2 separate regions of the Homo sapiens genome follow, and region 2 is linked to region 1. Evidence: chromatin loops called from intact Hi-C (ENCODE). Cell type or tissue: PC-3. All regions are shown on one strand. Links, peaks and the distances in the headings refer to the core of each region. The heading gives the core; the rest is flanking DNA.

Region 1 (2,933 bases), core at 211-2,710:
TTCTTAGAGAATTCTTTCTTACCCTCTTCAAGGATTCGGTATCTTTTTATTGTGACCTTCAAAATTAAGACACTGCCATTGCCCTGGTTGGAATGGATTCCTGGTCCCACCTAACAAGTGGTTCCCTTGTTTGCTTAGGGAGCAAGAGCCAGAGGGGGCAGGGACAGGGTCTAAGAAGGTCTTACTAGCCAATCATCATTTGCTTATTCGAGGAGGAAGCATTCACCATACCTATACTTGCTCTGAGCAGACCTTCTTGCTCCCAGTTCTTCCTCTCTTATGATCCTTCTCTGTTTTTCCTCTCTGCTAGTCAAGACTCTACCTAGCCATAGAAATTTCTCTCTTCCTTCTGCTCCAACACTCACATATGGATTCTGCATGCCGTCTAGCACATTTGGTATTATCTTTGTTATTAGCTAGTTAATGAAGATTGGAATGCTGTGATTATTTAATGTGGTAAAAATATATTTATACTGCTTGTGTAATTTCCTCTCTTGGCAAAATGGAAAAATGCATTTTTACTAATAAAATCATTATGATTTACAAAGACATCACATTATAAGAAAGTTTGAGGTACGCAAATTTTACATTGTTTTTAGTAGTCATTTAAAAAATGATGAAATAAGATCTTAAAGGCAATGACTACATATATGATAGAGCAAATAAATCAGGATTTTAAAAAATCACCATGAATATAAAAGGATAGAGACCTAGTTTAAACATTTATGTAAGGAAACCTGAGGGACTTAGCTGATGACAGAATCAGTATTCAATAATGTAATATGCCTGCCAAAGAAAGCTGATATCAGCCTCCAGCATTAAAAGAAGCTCCCCAGACATTGCTCCATAGGAGTCCCCCAGGTATCATCTGGTGACAAAATCCAGTGCTATCAAATCTTTAACTAGTGTTACTCAGGTCTGGGGTACTGACAGGTTGCTGGAAGGGATTCCAACATCTGACGGGGTAACTGGACAAGTGATATTCAAAATCAATTCCAATACTAGGACTCCACAATTCTCCTGAATTTTTTTTTAAGGTCTAGGAATAAAAAAAGATGCTTTCGGAGAACTAACTGCTCCTACCCAGTTTGGATAGAGAAAAAATTCTAATTTTCCTTTATGTCCATTTCACTGAAAATGAGTTTGTTTTTTAGCTGCAGCTGCTAGCAACTCTGAAAAAATGAGATTTATAGTTTTCTCTAGGAATCCTGTCTGTAGATCAAGGACAATTCTCCCAAGGAAACTGTTTTGATCTCCATCCTTACCATCACCTAAAAACTAACAAAATCAGATTTAGTACTTATTGTGGGGAATAGAACAATCTGTTGGTTGCCTAAGCAGCACATATGGATTGAATCCAGGCATCATAGTTTAGTGTATTCTTTCTCTTAAATGTTATTTGGCCACAGGAATCTGCAATATTTGCCACGCAATGACTCATGTATTTACCCTTAAGGATATTCCCATAGATGCACACTTTTAAAAGAAATTCAAGAAATTTCCCATTATAATATCCACCCCACTCTAATCACCTGTATATTCCATTTTGAAAAAGTAATCCAACAGTCAAAATAGCCTTCAATATTCTTTGTCCTTTGAAGTTTACACAAAAGATCATTACAATATCAACAACGTATTTGCTTCTGGATAGGGTACCTAAATGGATACCTAAAAAAGGGTCAAACATTCCCATTCCTGTCCTCCACTGTCTTGTCGCAGTCTCTATTCCTTGTTCTCTGGGGATGTAGGATGGTTTGTCCCTCAGAGAATTCTTTACTCTAGCAGAAACTCTAATAGAAAACTCGAACTGCAAACTAAAGTTTTAATAGATGCTTCATTCAGGCCCAAAGGAATTTCAACACTAAACATAAAAATCAAAACACTACCTATGAATGTACCTACAGTAGATATAGTACCTTTCAATATCTTAAACATATTTTGTTCTTGTTTCTCCCCAAAGTGTGCATGAGTTTAAATAAGCTTATCATACTTAGTACCAAGAACATTTGCTGAGGAAAGCCAGTGATTTTATTATTAACTTTGTCATTTGCTACTTGGTAATTTTTGGTGGGCCAGTTACTCAAAGTGATTGGAGATAGGAATGAAGTAAAAATATTTGAGAAATAAATTCATTTTGTTGAGGATGAGATCAGCCCTAGACATACATCTGTCTTTAATTCTTTACTTTCCTACTTTGAAGTAACATACAAATTATATAAATAAATATGTTAACTTGATTAGATCAATAAGGTTATTTAAACAGATATTTAGAAGGAAAGTAGCGAAGCAATAAAGGAAACTGGCTTTGGCATTAAATACCTTATTTTGAGACCAGCTTTGCTACTTGCTATTTTTGTGACCTGTGTAAGACATGTTACCTAATATCAAAAAGCTTGAGATTCCTCATTTATAAAAAGAAATAGTAATATTTATGTGAGTATAAATTGAGAAAATGATTTTAAAACACTTGCAAAACCTTTTGCAAGGCACATATTCCAAAACTGTTGCTCATTTACAACATAAATATTTGGGGATTATTTCCCTTAAAAGAACTTTGGAGTACTAGAGCTAGTAGTAGCAATAGATAACATTTATTGAGCCTGTACTTTGGCCACTGTTCTGCTTGAAGGTTTATGCATACTATGAGTTAAATGCCTTATCATACTTTCTTCCCTAAATTAAATACAAGCCAGTCCTCCTTTAAAGTGTGTGTGTGTGTGTGTGTGTGTGTGTGTGTGTGTGTGTGTGTGTGTAGGATATTTGTAAGCAAATGCATATTATGAAAACTTAAATGGAAATTAAAACTGCTTTTCTAAGTTGAATCATGTCTAATCATGTCCAAAAATGAAAATCAAACCTCTGATAGCTCTACATTATATCTATGTCCATGATGACATATAATGCCTTTTCTTTCCTTTTTTGGTTTATTTTTA
Region 2 (2,933 bases), core at 135-2,634, 200 kb before region 1:
TACCCATCCCATTTTCCATCAGAAGCCATACCATAGGCCTTCCCATCATCTAGAACATTTCTCCTGTAAGTTTATAAGTTTAGGCCTCTGACAACTTCTCTGTTCTTTTTGCTCTCACTTAATTATTCCCAATTCTCAAGTCAATTCCCATTGACTTAACTGAATCTCAAGTGCTTTCACTTCTCAGAAGTCCCCCTATCCAGCTGCCTATTCTTCTGTTTACCGACTTCTCTACTCAGCTTAGATTTCATAATCAATATTTGTCAATATTCTCAACTACCTTATACCTTTTGCCTTCTTATTTGTCAATACTCTTACTCTGGATGAGTCCTACAGTTTACTCTGTTTGTCACTGATACCACAAACTGAAAGTTCCAGAAGAAAATGACACAATTACATAGATTGCCACTACTATAAATTTATGATCTCCATTCTAAACTCTACCCTTCTCTACCCCCATGGCTTCCATTAATACAAATACTTGAAAAGCTATATCTGTAATGGAGACCCTCTCTGAGGTCTAGACTTTAATATCCAACTAACTACTTAACATCTCAAGTTGGTTGCCTTAGAAGCATTGTCAAACTTGACTTGTCCAAAACTGAACTCAACCCTCTTTGTTCCTTCTCTGAGGGAAAGACACAGACATCCCTCCTTTACCCTTCTTGTTTCCACACTTCTTAATCTAATCAACTTAATCATGTTGATTCAACTTATTAAATATGTCTGCTTTCTTCTAAAATACAGACCTGAGCATCCGGTCCTTCTTTAAATCCCTTTAGTTTATTCTATCACCTTTAGAATCAAATCTATACTTTTTAAATTGATTTAAGAGGCCTTCTTCAATATGCCTATTTTTACCTTTTTATCTACCATCTCCTCTCTCTCCTTGCATCACACTAGGCTCCAGAATGAATGATATTAAGCTCATTGAATACAGACAGTGTTCTCCAGGGCTTTGCATTGCTTTTACCCTCTTCACAGAGTTAATGCCTATTCATCCTTAAGGGCTCAGTTAAACGTGTCTCATATGCTTTTCTACATAACCACCTATGATAGCTCTTAGGAGGTTTAATTTTAATTTTGACTATTTAAAGATATTTCTCCACCAGCCAACTATAAGTTCCGTGAGAACAACATCATTGTCTTTCTCACTAATTGCTCTATGTCCACACATGGCATAGCGCCTAGAAGATGGAAGCATAATGTAAGTATTTTTTAAGTGAATCTATCTTTGATGTCTCAACTTTTTCCCTTATCATTCATTCTTATATCTACTGCATTCTGCTTTCCACTATTACACTGCTTTTCTTTAAGAGGTACTGGTCTGCATATTTGTAAAGTATGTTTTTTAGTTTATGACTAATTTGACTTTTCTGCAATATGTAATATTACTCATTCACCCATCCATTCATCCATATCAAACTTACTCATTGTTTTCTTCTGAGAACAACACTGTCGTTAGTTTCCATGGCACATTTTTTTTTACTGGGTTTTCCTCTGACCTCTTAGGCTCTTCCTTCTCAGTTTCTTATCTAGAGTCTCTTTTACTAGCTCTCTTCTTATATGGTACACCTGAGAGCCATCCTATCGCGTACTCTTCTGTATACATTCCTTTTACCTTCTCCAAGTGATTTCATTGCAACCTTATGTTTTTAACTCTTATTTCACCTAAATGATAAGTTTCTATTTCTGGTTGCAGGGAGGACAGCTTCACATAGTCCACAGGTACCTCAAATATTGCATATGAAAAAGGAATTCTTCACCTCAGTTTCTAATTGATCATCACTCCTAATTTTTCTTTTTTCTCTCTTTTTTTTCTCATCTTTACTTGATAACACTTAGCCTAGTGTCTTGTCCATATTGGGAACTAGATATAAATATTAAATAAATTATTAAATAAATGAACTAGATATAAATAATAAATATTTTTCCCATCTGAAAGAAATGAGGACAGAAGGGAAGGGAAAGTGGAGAGGGAAAATGGGTGAAAAGAGGCAGGAACAGAAGTTAATTACATATAAGTAGTATGTAATGAATATAAATTTACCATATAGTAACTTTTACTATTTAATAGTAAATTTTTACAGGGTGTATAATAGCATTTCTCATAACCTGCCTGAAGGATTTTTAAAAGATGATACTCATTTATTTATAAGTCATTTTCTACATCAGTGCATGCTTTCAAAATTTTAAAAAGTATTTGTTCTCCATTGGAACAAAGTTATTTCATCTAGTTTTATTTTTATTTAAAAATATGTGAATAAACTATAAATCATAGGTAAATTCAGCTTATAATCTCAATAATTAAAAAGTTTAAACAAATACAATCAAAATGAAGAGGGCTTATTAAGTTATAAGTTTTTTAAAGTATGTAAATTACAGGTGAATGTACTGGAAATAGGAATGCTTTTTAGCTGATAGCCACAGCTGAGGCAAAAGTTGTGACTATAAGAATTATCTTAATTAGTAACAAATGGTAAAATTTCAACTGAGAATAACTTTTCTCCCTGGTTATTATAGTAATCCCATCTCCCACCACACGAGTGAATAAGTTATAAATGAGTTTTTTAAAGTATGTGAAATACAGGTGAGTATACTGGAAATGGGAATGCTTTTTAGCTGATAGCCACAGCTGAGACTCAAGTTGTGACTATGTATGAGAATTACCTTAATTAGTAACAAATGGTAAAATTTCAACTTAGAATAGCTTTTCTCCCTGATTATCATAGTAATCCTATCTCCCACCACGCAAGCGCCCATGTTCTTTCTCTCACATACACACACACAGTTCACATATATAATTTGGCCTTTTGGCTTATTTTCTTTCCATTGACGAACCCACCAGTAGTTACTAGAGAAGGCCCAATCATTACGAGATGCTGGCTGTGGAAGACAAAGGGCACATTACTACTCAGGCAGATGAGGAGAAT

What was found. A loop is a pair of places that touch in the nucleus more often than their neighbours do. Peaks named below come from ENCODE experiments on the same cell type or tissue, not always from the same donor. Only the 100,000 strongest peaks of a DNase experiment are listed, where the experiment ranks them.
Region 2: a loop joins it to region 1, with 3.0 times the contacts of the local background. A loop is called at or near these places in 1 of 110 quality-filtered maps.

Annotation. Positions count from the first base shown.
Region 1 is chr1:185,852,398-185,855,330 of GRCh38, reverse strand. The region is part of intron 2 of HMCN1 (hemicentin 1); the gene reads right to left. Among named protein-coding and RNA genes, the nearest start is that of HMCN1, 120 kb to the right of the region's middle. In PC-3, for the core only: no CTCF peak of the experiment used is centred there; a DNase peak (open chromatin) is centred at 1,410; H3K27ac peaks cover 1,744 bases.
Region 2 is chr1:186,049,054-186,051,986 of GRCh38, reverse strand. The region is part of intron 42 of HMCN1 (hemicentin 1); the gene reads right to left. Among named protein-coding and RNA genes, the nearest start is that of PRG4, 250 kb to the left of the region's middle. In PC-3, for the core only: no CTCF peak of the experiment used is centred there; a DNase peak (open chromatin) is centred at 1,456; H3K27ac peaks cover 1,013 bases.